Linked DNA regions of Homo sapiens: region 2 is linked to region 1. Evidence: chromatin contacts called from ENCODE Hi-C or POLR2A ChIA-PET data. All regions are on one chromosome and are shown on one strand. Each heading gives the region's core, a stretch centred on a gene start or an enhancer-like site at or near the end of the contact. The rest is flanking DNA. Distances are from core to core; before and after follow the strand shown.

Region 1 (6,237 bases), core at 2,017-4,516:
AAATGTAACAATCTGCTAAAAAGAACAAGGCATTTTAAGATAGCGATTTTCAATTTTTTTCTAGACTTTCTTCTTTCTATCCCCAAAGAAAGAGAGGTTCACATGCACACTCACATAATACAGCAGCCATTGACAGAATGAGAAGCTTCAAAAGTGTGTCCTGCTTCTCATAGGACAATCGCAAAAATCCAAACTTAGTCATCTTGACATGAATGGGTGGCAACACACGACGATCAGCTAAAATGAAAAAGTCAAGACCACAAGATATTGAACACCTTCAATTTACTTAATTTTCATATTTTATGATGAGAGGGAATCATAAAGGACGTAGGAGCTAGCAAAAACACCAGACAGGGTCAAGGCTAATACTAGTATCCAAGCCTGGCCTAAAGTATGATCAACTTGCAAGGAAGTAGGCACAAGTCAGGTCTATGTGTCAAGACTAAAATGGAGTGGTCAGAATAAACCATCCATAATTCTATTTCCCACTCCTTCACAGCTAACAAGTACATAAGCACAATTAGCAATAGTATAGCACAAGGAAGAGATGAAAAAATAAACAGGAAAGATTGGAAATACTGAAAAATAATAAAATGGAGAAAGAGAGCACTCAAGAAAAGGCAGGACTATATGGGGTGGCAGGGGCGGAGGGGGGGAAGCAGGAAATAAACATTGAGACCAGAAGTGCAAGCCCCAGCAATTTCAGAGGCTAAGGAGGGAGGATCGCTTGAAGCCAGGAGTTCAAGACCAATCTGAGCAATACAGCAAAACCCCATCTCCACAAAAAACTGTTTAAAATTATGCAGGCTTGGTGGTCTGCACCTGCAGTCCCAGCTACTCAGGAGGCTGAGGCAGGAGTTGGAGGCTGCAGTGAGCTAGGATCACACCACTGCACTCCAGCCTGGACAATAGAGCCAGACCTCCTCTCTTTAAAAAGGAAAAAAAAAAAAAAAGAAGAAGTGAAAGGCATTAAGAGGAAAAATAGAAGTCACGACTGAATCAACACAATTTCGAGCCCTAAATTTAAACTTCAACTGAATGGCTATAAACTTTTTTCTTTTCCAAATCCCAATGGGGCTGTCGGGTCAACTAACAGCATACCTGATAACTAATGCAGGTACAATCATGCACTCAAAAAGAGGTGGAGGTACCCAAACACAGATCCACTGTGTTCTCATCCCATATATCAGACTGTAACGACTGCTCAGATCTATACCCGCTTCCAATCATCTGTCTCAAGGCTTCTCTGTAACTGACAATGCTGATTTAAGAGACTGATTAAATTACACAGACAGTTTGATGGCATCAGATGATAATCTAGAGGGAAAGAAAACGAATTTTTCCTACTGAAGCAGAAGAGTCGGGGGATTAAAAAAAGTAGATTAAAATGTTGAGGGACACTATCTGTAGGCAGTTCAAAATGGAAATCACATGACAGATATGAATTATTTATATAGCAATATAGCACTAATCTACCATAGGTTAGTTATTCTTGTATAAGACAGTACTACTATCTTTTTTTTTTTTTTTTTTTTGAGACGGAGTCTTGCTCTGTCGCCAGGCTAGAGTGCAGTGGTGCCATCTCGGCTCACTGCAACCTCCATCCACCTCCTGGGTTCAAGCGATTCTTCTGCCTCAGCCTCATGAGAAGCTGGGACTACAGGTGTGCGCCACCACGCCCAGCTAATTTTTGTATTTTTAGTAGAGACGGGGTTTCACCATGTTGGCCAGGGTGGTCTGGATCTCTTGACCTCATGATCTGCCCACCTCAGCCTCCCAAAGTGCTGGGATTACAGGCGTGAGCTACCACGCCCAGACCTACTTTTTTAAATTACAAGGTGATCAAGAGCTAAGTTATAACGACTATAACAAAGGATATGCAACACCATTCAAGATGTTTTGCTTTTATTCTTTTTGACTGACACATAATTGTACATATTTATGGAGTACAGTGTGACATTTTGGTACATGTATATAATGTGTAATGATCAAGTCGGGAAATAATTAGTAGATTCATCACCTTATTTTTTTTGTCTTAGGAATATTCAAAATCCACTCTTCTAGCTATCTGAAAATATACAACAAATTGTGTATTTTTGTTGTTAATTATACTCCTAATAATAGTTATCCTATAGAACACTAGAATTTATTCCTATCTAGTTGTACTTGTGTATCCCTTAACAAACGTTTGTCTATCCTCCTCCATGAATCTTTTTTCCCACTATTATTGGAATAAAGGAGAAAAACAAAACAACAACAACACTGGACTAGGTGGAAGGCATATAGAATGCTAGCCCCAACACTGAGAAGTCAAGCATGTTCTCCATAATTAACTGTCCCAGAAGAGCAGTTTAGAAATGTGTTTAAGTATAGTCCCAAAGGGAAAGCTTACTTTGCAACTAAAAATAAAGGCCTAACTACTCCAGGAGGTCAACAATCCAGCCATATCTCTCAGGGTTTGCAGCTGTTTTCTGGAATGCCTGAAATAGGAACAAACTTAACACCACTGCGTTGATACGAGCCACACACCAAAATGAGACTGCTAGGATCTCTACTTGAAAACTTGAGTAAACGAGCTAGTCATTGAGGGCAGGGCCGTAAGGGAGATTTCATCTCGTGCTCTTTGGTCACTTTCGCACACCGCCAAGCAAATAAGAGCAAAGACACCTTTCTTAAAACACTTACCAACCTGCTCTCCTCAACTGTGCCCTGCAAGCTGTGGCATCTCCTGCCACCCTGCCTCTAGTTTCCCAGACTGCAATTTCCCCAGCCCCGTTTTCCTACACACGTTTCCACACCCTCTCACGATCTTTTACTCTCTTCTCCCTTCCGGTCGTTCCAGCGGGTCCCACCTCCCTCTTCTTCCCACCCTCAAAGAACTGACCACCTCTGATACCCCTCAGCGCGGGACACTCATCACCCCAGCATCCTACGCGCCTTCCCCTCCATAACTAGTCCCAGGACCCAGTCTTTCCCACGCTCTGTTCTCAAGACCCACCTTACCCTCCCTCCCTAGACCTTCGCATCCTTCCATCCAGGAAGCCCCCACACCACGCCCCACGCCCCCTCCTCTGCAAGGCCCTAAGCTCTGCTCTCCACCCCCATTTAGAGTTTTGCCTCCTGCACTTCGTTCAGCCCCATCAACGCCATGGACTGCACCTGCCGCTGATTTTCAAGTTACGTTCTACGGCCTTCTCACCTGGCCGGCTTTCCTAAACGATCCGCGGGGCTCCCTCAGCCATCCGTTCAGCGGCGCACCCAACCCTGGCAGGAGCCGGGTCCGCCTCCCGGACCGCTCCCCCGTTGGCTGGCTCCAGGCCAATAGGACGCTTCTGGAGAGCGATAGGGTCTCGGAACTGTCTGTCAAATCCGGAGGCGTAAACCGGGCCGCGATTCAAGTTTTTAATTGGTCATTACAGCTATCACTTAGCAGTCTAGAGGCAGGTCTGTATGCTCCCGCCGAGCTGTCATAGGCCGGCGCGTAGGAGTCAAGAGCGCGGAAAGAACGTGCCCCAAGCAGTTTGGTTGAGGGCCGAGGAGTGACGTGTCGGTTTGCGGACCCACGGGGAGTCGCAGTGGGAAGGCGCGGCCCACTGACTCCCGTCATGTGACAAGAAGCGGAAACTACGCTGAAATAGGCCCTTGCTCCAAGTCCCAGTAACTCGGAATGCGGAGCCGCTCGTCTCCCGTCTTTTTTAAGGTAGAAATTGTTACCTAATACAAGGTGAAAGGAGAGGAGGGAAGCATTTTCTACCTATTTATTCTCAATTAAAACTCAAACGCGGACTGGTCCAGACAGTTCGTCTTTTGCAGGATGTGCCTGATAGTTGACTCGAGCTTTTACTGTGCCTTGGTAACTGCGATGGACCTGGGAACCTTGACAGAGTTCACAGCCCCTGGTTTTGTGAAAGAGCGTGCCTAGGCCTAAAGGGGTTGTCGGGGCTAAGCTGGAAGCATTTCTACTGCCAGCTGAGACAGCCACCGCCGCGGAGGCACAGCCCTCCCCAGCAGCAAGCGGGCTTCCTCGGGAGACCGGGAGGCAGCCCGGCCATGCTTAGTCAGTTCAGCCCTTTGTTAAAATACCGGCCAGAGAGCCGCTCTCCCTATCCTAACTTGCCTCTCTTCTCTCGCACCCCACGCGCTCCCCGACCCCCAATAAGTTTGCTGAGGGCAGAGAAGGGGACGAAGTTTGAGCAGCAATTCCATCATCTCAGACTCGCACGTGTACACCTTTATCCTCAGGCACTTCCACTCCCTGCGCGCCTCGGTGAGCCAAGGCTACACCAGAGAGAGTGGGAACGTCTCGCAGCTCTTCGAACTTGTTGCCTCTACCACTCACGCAGTTTCCTATTCTCCCATGAACGGAACCCACCACTTATTGAAAGGTCATTATTTAAATCACTGCTTCAGAATCACATGCATTTTTTTCAAAATCCACATGACCAGGCTCGCCCCAGGACGTTATGATTCAATAGATCTGCTTTTTTTTGGTTTTGTTTTTAGTAGTAAGTGTTCGATGTAATTTTACTTTAACAAAAGGAAACTGAAGCTGAGCCTGAAGGAATTACAGAACTTGGAGTAAATGCTTCTTCAAAATACGAGTTTTGGTCGGGCGCGGTGGCTCACCCCTGTAATCCCAGCACTTTGGGAGGCCAAGGCGGGCGGATCACGAGGTCAGGAGGTAGAGACCATCCTGGCCAACATGGTGAAACCCGTCTCTACTAAAAATAGAAAAATTAGCTGGGCGTGGTGGCGCGTGCCTGTAATCCCAGCTACTCGGGAGGCTGACACAGAATCACTTGAACCAGGGAGTCGGAGGTTGCAGTGAGCCGAGATCGTGCCACTGCACTCCAGCCTGGCGACAGAGCTGGACTCCGTCTCAAAAAGAAGTTTTTTCTCTTTAAAAATAAAAAAGCGGGGAGGGGGGCATTAAAATTAGAAAGATTGTGTTCAAGTTTCTTTTGTTTTTTTTTAAGTATTAACCTAAGAATATTAAGGCCGGTCGCGGTGGCTCACGCCTGTAATCCCAGCACTTTGGGAGGCCGAGGCGGGTGAATCACCTGAGGTCAGGAGTTTGAGAACAGCCTCACCAACATGGTGAAACCCCATCTCTACTAAAAATACAAAAATTAGCTGGGCTTGGTGTCAGGATCCTGTAATCCCAGCTACTTGGGAGGCTGAGGCAGGAGAATCGCTTAAACCCAGGAGTTGGAGGTTGCAGTGAGCCAAGATCGCGCCATTGCACTTCAGTCTGGGCAGCAAGAGCGAAACTCCGTCTCAAAAAAAGAAAAAGAATATTAAGATGTTAGAGTTTTTATTAATTTTTTTCAAAGTAGGCCAGGCGCGATGGTGGGCTCCTGTAATCTCAGCTACTCAGGAGGCTGAGGCAGTAGAATTGCTTCAACCCAGGAGGCAGAGGTTGCAGTGAGCTGAGATCACGCCATTGCACTCCAGCCTGGACAACGGAGCAAGACTCTCCCACCAAAAAAAAAAAAAAAAGTATTAAACATGTTTCTTAGAATACATTTAAGCTTCCAAGTGATCAAATTAAGTAAACCTTTTCACAAGTCAAAATGTACTATTAAAAAACAAAGTTTGGGGCCGGGTGCAGTGGCTCACGCCTGTAATCCCAGCATTTTGGGAGGCCGAGGCGGGCGGATCATGAGGTCAGGAGTTCGAGACCAGCCTGACCAACATGGCGAAACCCCCGTCTCTACTAAATATACAAAAATTAGCCGGGCCTGGTGGCAAGTGCCTGTAATCCCAGCTACTCGGGAGGCTGAGGCAGGAGAAATTGCTTGAACCTGGGAGGCGGAGGTTGCAGTGAGCTGAGATCGCGCCATCACACTCCAGCCTGGGCAACAGAGGGAGACTCTGTCTCAAAAAAAAAGAACAAAGTTTGAAAATCTAATCCTATTTTTAGGATGAGTCTTTGATACCAGTCCATGAGGAAAGGCTTATTTGTGAATAAAATCAAAGGAAAACAAACTCATAGGAAAGTCTTTATAATTATTATAAACAAACCTGGAGGTCCAGGTGTCGTGGCTCAAGATTGTAATCCTAGCACTTTGGGAGGTTGAGGCGAGAGGATGGCTTGAGGCCAGGGGTTGGAGACCAGCCTGGGCAACATGATGAGATGCAGTGTCTACAAAAATAATTTTTAAGAATTAGCTGGACATGGTCGTGCTGGCCTGTAATCCCAACTACTGAGGAGGCTGAGGCAGGAGGATTGCTTGA
Region 2 (6,810 bases), core at 3,722-6,221, 520 kb before region 1:
GGCTTTATGGGCTTTCTGACTTTGTTTTATTCCCCAATATTTTGTTTTCTTTTTAAAAATATATATTTTAATAGTTTTGGGGGTACAGGTAGTTTTTGATTATGTGGATGAGTTCTTTAGTGGTGATTTCTGAGAGATTGGTGCACCCGCCACCCGAGCAGTGTACACTGTACCCAGTGTGTACTCTTTCATCCCTCACCCCCTTCCCACCCTTCCCTGCAAGTCCCCAGAGTCCCTTCTACCATTCCTATGCCTTTGTATCCCCATAGCTTAGCTCTCACTTATAAGTGAGAACATATGGCTTTGTTTTCCATCCCTGAGTTACTTCTCTTAGAATAATGATCTCCAGCTCCATCCAAGTTGATGCAAAGGCCCTTATTTTGTTCCGTTTTATGGCTGAGTAGTAGTCCATGGTGTATATATACTACATTTTCTTTTTTCTTTTTTTTTTTTCGAGACGGAGTTTTGCTCTTGTTGCCCAGGCTGGAGTGCAATGGCATGACCTCAGCTCGCTGCAAACTCCGCCTCCCGGGTTCAAGAGATTCTCTTGCCTCAGCCTCCCAAGTAGCTGGGATTACAGGCGTGTGCCACCACGACCAGCTAATTTTGTATTTTTAGTACAGATGGGGTTTCACCATGTTGGACAGGCTGGTCTTGAACTCCCGACCTCAGGTGATCGGCCCACGTCGGCCTCCCAAAGAGCTGGGATTACAGGCATGAGCCACTGTGCCTGGTCTACCACATTTGCTTAATTTGCTTGTTGGTTGACGGGCATTTAAAAGGCTCCTCTTTTTTTAGAGGTAGGATCTCACTATGTTGCCCAGGCTGGTCTCAAACTCCTGAGCTCAAGCAATCTGCCCACCTTGGCCTCCCAAAGTGCTGGGATCACAGACATGAACCACTGTGCCCAGTCCCCAGCTCCATATTTTTGCAATTGCGAATTCTTTCTGTGCTTTCTTCTTAGCCTCCGTTAGTTTCTCACTATGACAAAGTTACGGTGCAAGTAAAAGAAATATGCTCTTGCCTGACAGGATGAATATTCTGCATTTAGCTTGTATTGCTATTTTATTGAATAATTATTGTACCTGACTACAATTATTATATTAACAGTACTCTCTTGACTGACAAGATGAATTTTTTCATTCAACTTTTATTGCTATTTTAATGAACAATTATTGTACCTGACTACAATTATTATAGTAACAATATGCAGTCATTGAATAAGGCTTGGGCTTTGGAAATATACAAAGTACAGATTAATCTGAACAGTGAAACTTTTAAATGATAATGCCTCAATTTTGTAGGTCGTTTTTATTATAATGCACTTTCTCACATATTCTGCTTCAACTCCGTAAATATGTTTTTTCCAGCTTTAACAAAGGGTGGGATTTTAAATCATGCCATCTCTGTCAGTCACTGTTGAAGGCAAGGGTGCTAGTGCTGGCGTCTTTATATATGCCATCTTATTAATCTTTACAGCAATCATGAAAGAGGGGAATTTCCCCCACTTTATAGAGAGAAGAAATGAGGTAAATTGCCCAGTCCTCCACAGCTAATAAGAGAAAAGCTGAGATCTGAAACCAGATCTGCCCGAAGCTCAAGCTTTGATGCCTCTGCTGTGCCACTCTGCCGGATGCCAGGCCTGTCTTGGTCTGTAGCTGTCTCTCAAGGCAGGAATGGATGCTACCACCACCCCTGCCTCGGTGCGCCTGCATTTTCTTACGTATTAAACACAAATTCCTGGGGGTAACTTCCAGTCTCTTTGGCCTAAGTGATTTTTCCTGTATTGTTCCCCTAGATTTAATACAGGCCTCCAGGTAACTGACATTTTCATCTGACTTCTTGTTAGGGATACCTGGCACTTACTGCAGGGCTGGCAGTCTCAAGACGCCACCCTTCCCAAGGAGAGGGCAAGGATACCTCCTGGGAAGCTCCCAGGGAAGGGTAAAGGCCAGCAGGACCTTGCTGAGAAGGTCCTTCCAGGACTAAGCGGGAGGCTTTACTGCCCAATTGTCATCTCTGAATCTGCCATCTGGGTGGTGTTTTCCCCCTTAAACTATCCCGGCCCCGAAGGGACACAACTGTGAAAAGAATCCAGAGGATGGGGGGAGGGGGGGCCTCTGTGGGGAAGTGGAAAGGATTTGGGGCCCGAGTTCTGATCTGTGAGGCTCTGTGAGGCCTATCCTTGGGGTTCGGGTCACCCCCTGCTTGCGGGAGGTTTTGCTGGTTGAGCCGGTGACTGGATCATGTCGAAGGTTTTTTTACTTCTGTAATGTTCCAAGTGTCTAGAGTCTCATTCCGGTGGTCCCCTCAGGATGAGTGGCTCCTAACAGAGCACCCCCCACCCCCCCCGGGACTGGTGGGCTGCCTGAGGAAGCTCCAAGCCTGGGTCCAGGTCTCTGTGCACCTGAGGCCCCAGCTCATCCCCACACCCAGGCAAAGGGTGACAGTCTCAGGCACTACTCTGATGTAGCCTGTTTGAGGCTGGGGCCCAGTGGGAGCCGCACGTGGGACAGGGAGCAGTCCCCGGTTCCAGGAAAGAGCACGAGCAAGTGTGTCTGAGTGTGTGTAAGCGTGTGGTGTTTATTTATTCTAGGAGCGGTTGCTAAGTCAGACGTGTTTGCCAGCAGAGGGCTGCCTGAGTGCTGTGTTTGTTTACTCAGCACAGTGCAGGGAAGGGTGATCGGACAGACAAGTGCAGGCTACAGCCGTTTGGTGGGGGGCACATAGCGTGAGATGAGAATTGGTCTTGGGGGCCGTCTGGCGTGGTCCCATTCTATGGGTGCTGCTGGCTGTTGAGAGCTGCCTTCCGGGACACAGGCCCTGCCTTCTTTGATGTGCCAGCGGCTCTCTCACTGACCCTCCTCCCAAGCAGGGTGGAGCTGCTCATTACCCCACAGGGCAGTGGGCCCTCCTTCCCTTCATGGGGCTGGGGGAGGGTTCCTGGCTACGGGGTCTCGGGGGTCCCTGAGAGAAAGTGGATAAAATGTGGGCAGTGGTATGAGGAGGAGACAGTGGGTTCTCAGTCCCATTCCTACCCTGTCCAAGAGCTTGTCCACCCTTAGTTAGGCTTGGCCTTTCCAACGGGCGATCACATCTTACCAAGACTGAAGTCCACTGCCTCCTAGTCTCCTGTCCTCAGTCTTCCAGGTTATAGATTGGTTATATATTCCCTATCTTCAGGAGAGAGTGAGAGACAGAGAGAGAGAGAGAGAGAGAGAGGAGGAAGGCAAAACAGAGACCCTCCTGACTCCCTGTCCACCCTCAGCCACAGGCCAGAGGTAGGGACTGGCTGAATTTCAGGGTCAGGACTTCCCAGCTGGGTGGCCCCAGAGGCCTCTGCCTCCCTCTTCCTGCCCTAAGGCCCCAGCACCACGTCTGTAAGTCTCTGAGAGAGCCCTGGCTCCCCCGACACAGGCTGGCTGGCAGCCAGGGGTGGTGTTCTGGCTCCTGTACCAGCCAGATGGGGTGGCAGGAAGGCCCTGTTAATCCCCAGGGAGAAAGCTCCTTGGCAAACAGAAAAAAAGTGGCTGCCGGCACTATGTCCCTACCCTGGGACCATGAAACACCATACCCCGAAGTCTTTGGGGCAGATTTTGTGCCTCTGTATTCTGCCCACACCTTCCACGGCGCTTGGGCTGGAGTCCCAGCTGGGGCTATGGAGTAGGGAAGGGAGACCGGGTTCCCCCTTCTCAGGTTAAGGCTTTTCTGTAATGGACAGTTTGCCTCTGCTTCTCTCAAACACCCTAGGGAATTGTGAAGACAGGGTGCAGGCAGGCACTAGGCCCTCCTCTGGGCTCCAGCCATCTAGAGCTCTTATTTGCTCTGAACTTTCCTGATAGTGTTTGGAGAAGCAACTGGGATTGTCTGGGTCCTCCTTCTACCCCATCACTCCACCACCCACCTCTGCCCCCATCATCCCCCACCCCCACCACACACACCCAGACTTCTGCCACTGAAGCTGCCTCTTCTGCTGGTGTGGCAAATAAGTGTGGAGAGAGTGAAACCAGATACAGAGAAGGCAGCCAGCTGGGGAGGTGGTGGGTGGTGTTCTGCCGACCAGGCCTCCTGCTGTCCTCCCCCGGAGCCAGGATGGTGGAGGTCCTGGGCCCAGCCTCGGTCTGCCTTTTCCCCTGCATGCCCAGCTGGTGTGCCACCTGTGAGGGGCTGACAGCTCCTTGCTCCTCCAGTGGTCTTGTCTTGGTCCTGGGTTTGGGGAACAGGATTCCCTGAGCCAGTCCCTCCCTACACTTGGCAGTTACTGGGGAAGCTGAGCACCAAGGCTTGAGCCATTTCTTGCTTTCCCTACCTGTCTCTGTCTCACCTCCATCCACATTCCTTGCAACATGGTACCAAAGTAAGGCTTTGAACTTGGGATGAGTGGGGTGAATTTCACTCTTCCCAACAGCAAAAATGGAAGCTAATCTGGTTTCATCTCAGTTTGTAAGATCCCTAGATTCCCAAGGGAGCTGGGAAACCTCACTTGGGTCTAAAAGGTCATTTAAGGGCCGCTTCCAGACCTGGCTCATGCTCCCGATTGGTGGTGGGGGGTGGAGGGGTGCTGGCTGGGATTGTGGTCACTGAAGAGGGTCAGGAGCAAGGGTCATTGGGTAGAACGGCTCCCTTTGTCCCACTAGGCCACGAATTGGTTCTGGCATTCCCAAGGGGAATGCTCCAAGCCAAGTAAGGGCCACTGTGTCCAGGTGGACCATTCCCAAACCCATTTCTATCATGGATCATTTTCCAGAAACTTTCCAACATGGGAAATCACAACTGAAGCTGGTTGTTTAGATCGGAAAATCTGGGTGTAGTGTCATTAGAAAAACCAGAGTCTCCTCACATGAACCTTTGCCTGCAACCTCTCCCTGGCCTGCCTGCTGCTCTCTGCCTGAGTCACAACAGCATTCAACAGCTTGGACACAGAGCTTTACAATGTGCCAAGTGCTCCCACGTGCCCTGTGGCATTTACTCCGCCTAGCAGCCTGGAGAGATAAGTTAGTGTTAGCTCCACCCAGCAGAGGATGGAAGCCCTGGGAAGTCACCGGCCTCACTGAGGTTGTACAGGCAGTAGGTGGCAGGACTTGAAATCTCGCGTCCTTTCCACGGAATCTTTTCTGCCAGCAACCCAGAGAGTGCAGGGGGAATCCAAACAGTCTGGTGGGCACCAACTGTCTTGGCTGGCTTCCAGCTGGGCCTTTAGTGGTGACTTTGGCACGCCCGCCCCCCCCAACCCTCTGTCAATCTTTAGGAGCTGGGGGAATAGGGGGTGCTTTCTAGGAGGCTCTGCTCTCTTCTGAGATGTCCCCCTTACTTCCTTCCATTCTCTCAGGTGTGGGAGTCACTTTTCTGTGTGAATACCAGGCCAAACTTGTCCTTTTCTTCCTTTTCTCAGAGTCACCTGCCCCAAAGCGCCCCTGTTCCTCCCTCCCTTCTCTGCCTCTTCCCCCGGGATACCTTGCCCTTGCTTCGGGAGTGGAGGCAGTGTTGCCCCAGCAGAGGCACCGGCACTGCCAGGGTGTCCAGCTTTGCACACGGCCTCAGGCGCCCTCACGTTAGCTTTGGCTTCTTGATGGATCTTGAACTCCCTTGGGATGCTTTGTGGGCTCCTGAAGGACCTCCCAGGATGTCCCCTCTGTCCTCAGACCTGCTATGTGACCTCAAACAGGAATTCAGACTCTTCTTGGCCTTCGCGTTCCAGAGCAGAAGGATATGGGTGCCCAAATCCAGACTCGGAGAGGCAGGAGTGAGGTGAGAGGCACAAAATACACCTTTTTTTTCCTGAGCAAAAATCTGCCTCAGGTCCACTCGTTTCCCAAGGGCAGCCGTGCCTTTCACCCGACAACCCGAGGACCCGCAGCCCCAGCCTCTCGGGGAAGGTGAATGTGCAAAAGCCAAGTTTATCCTGAGTAATGCAACGAATACACTGGAGGGGGTGGGGCCGCGGAAGGTTTTATCCAGAACACATGTTATTGCCACTATTCTAGTTATCTTGGATATTTCCTGCATGTTTGTCACCATGGCAACTGACAGCATGAAGCCTGTTTGCTGGGCCCTGGGGTCTGGCGCGGCAGCCATGTGGTGTCAATTTGGCCCTCTCTGCTTCCCCCAGCTCCTGTCTCTCTGTCATGCTGCTTTTGGTCTCCGCCTCTGTCTCCCCGCCGCCTGTCTCTGGGCTTCTCTGTTTTCTTCTTCCAGGAAATAGCTGCCCCTGCATCCCTCGGTGACATAGGTATAGACAGTGTCCAGCTACTGCCACCCTAAGCCTCCCCTTAGTCCACACAGACAGTCTGTGACTAAGGGTGTTCCAGAATGGATGGGAAACTTGTGTGGCAGGGGATAGGCAAGAGATTGGCCTTCAGTGGAGAAAGGGCTCAGCCCGGCTCTGGGCTCATGGTTCAAAATGAGCCCATGCTACCTACTGCTAGGCTGGGGGCTAAAGATCCCTTGAGAAGGTGGGTTTGGGAGACACCAGTGAGGAGAGATGTGGGCTTCTCATCCTGATGTTTCCTGTGTGTGGGAGTGAGGGGTCTCCATCACTCAGATCCTTCCTTCCCTAGGCTTTTGGAGAAGACATAGGTAGAATGGCAGAGAGGGGTCTCAAATTCACAGAAGAGAAGCCAAGGAGAGAGGAGCTTGACAGCTAAGGGGCAGTGAGGTCTCTCGGCATTATGGGCTGCCTGGGGACCTCAAATCCCCAGTCCTTTCTCCCAGGTCTCTGGGATGTGGCAAGGACAGGGTGTGGCAAAGACATGGCCAATGGCAGTGTCCCTCCATGGGGACACCAGGCAACAGGGAGGGTGTTGACAATAA

Evidence for each region. A loop is a pair of places that touch in the nucleus more often than their neighbours do. ChIA-PET counts read pairs that join two places held with the same protein, here RNA polymerase II (POLR2A). Pooled maps may share reads with other maps.
Region 2: a map of ascending aorta shows a loop between it and region 1 (2.4-fold over the local background). The contact joins the enhancer-like site here to the promoter of STT3A in region 1. A Hi-C loop is called at or near these places in 2 of 168 maps with a recorded cell type or tissue (aorta and ascending aorta) and 6 of 50 pooled maps. POLR2A ChIA-PET finds 5 or more read pairs at or near these places in 1 of 52 experiments (GM10248).

The regions. Positions count from the first base shown.
Region 1 is chr11:125,589,881-125,596,117 of GRCh38, reverse strand. STT3A (STT3 oligosaccharyltransferase complex catalytic subunit A) reads right to left here and starts at 3,266. Exons shown (of 18, transcript NM_152713.5): 1 at 3,200-3,266; 2 at 115-237. The coding sequence starts at 202. STT3A-AS1 (STT3A antisense RNA 1) reads left to right here and starts at 3,550. Exons shown (of 4, transcript NR_132372.1): 1 at 3,550-3,700. RefSeq lists enhancers at 3,400-3,994, 4,112-4,281.
Region 2 is chr11:126,111,917-126,118,726 of GRCh38, reverse strand. No RefSeq gene overlaps it. Among named protein-coding and RNA genes, the nearest start is that of CDON, 52 kb to the right of the region's middle. Within about 2 kb of position 4,971, at least 20 of the 41 ENCODE cell types and tissues checked have a DNase peak (open chromatin) inside an H3K27ac peak, as active enhancers do; they include ascending aorta, where a contact is called at or near this core.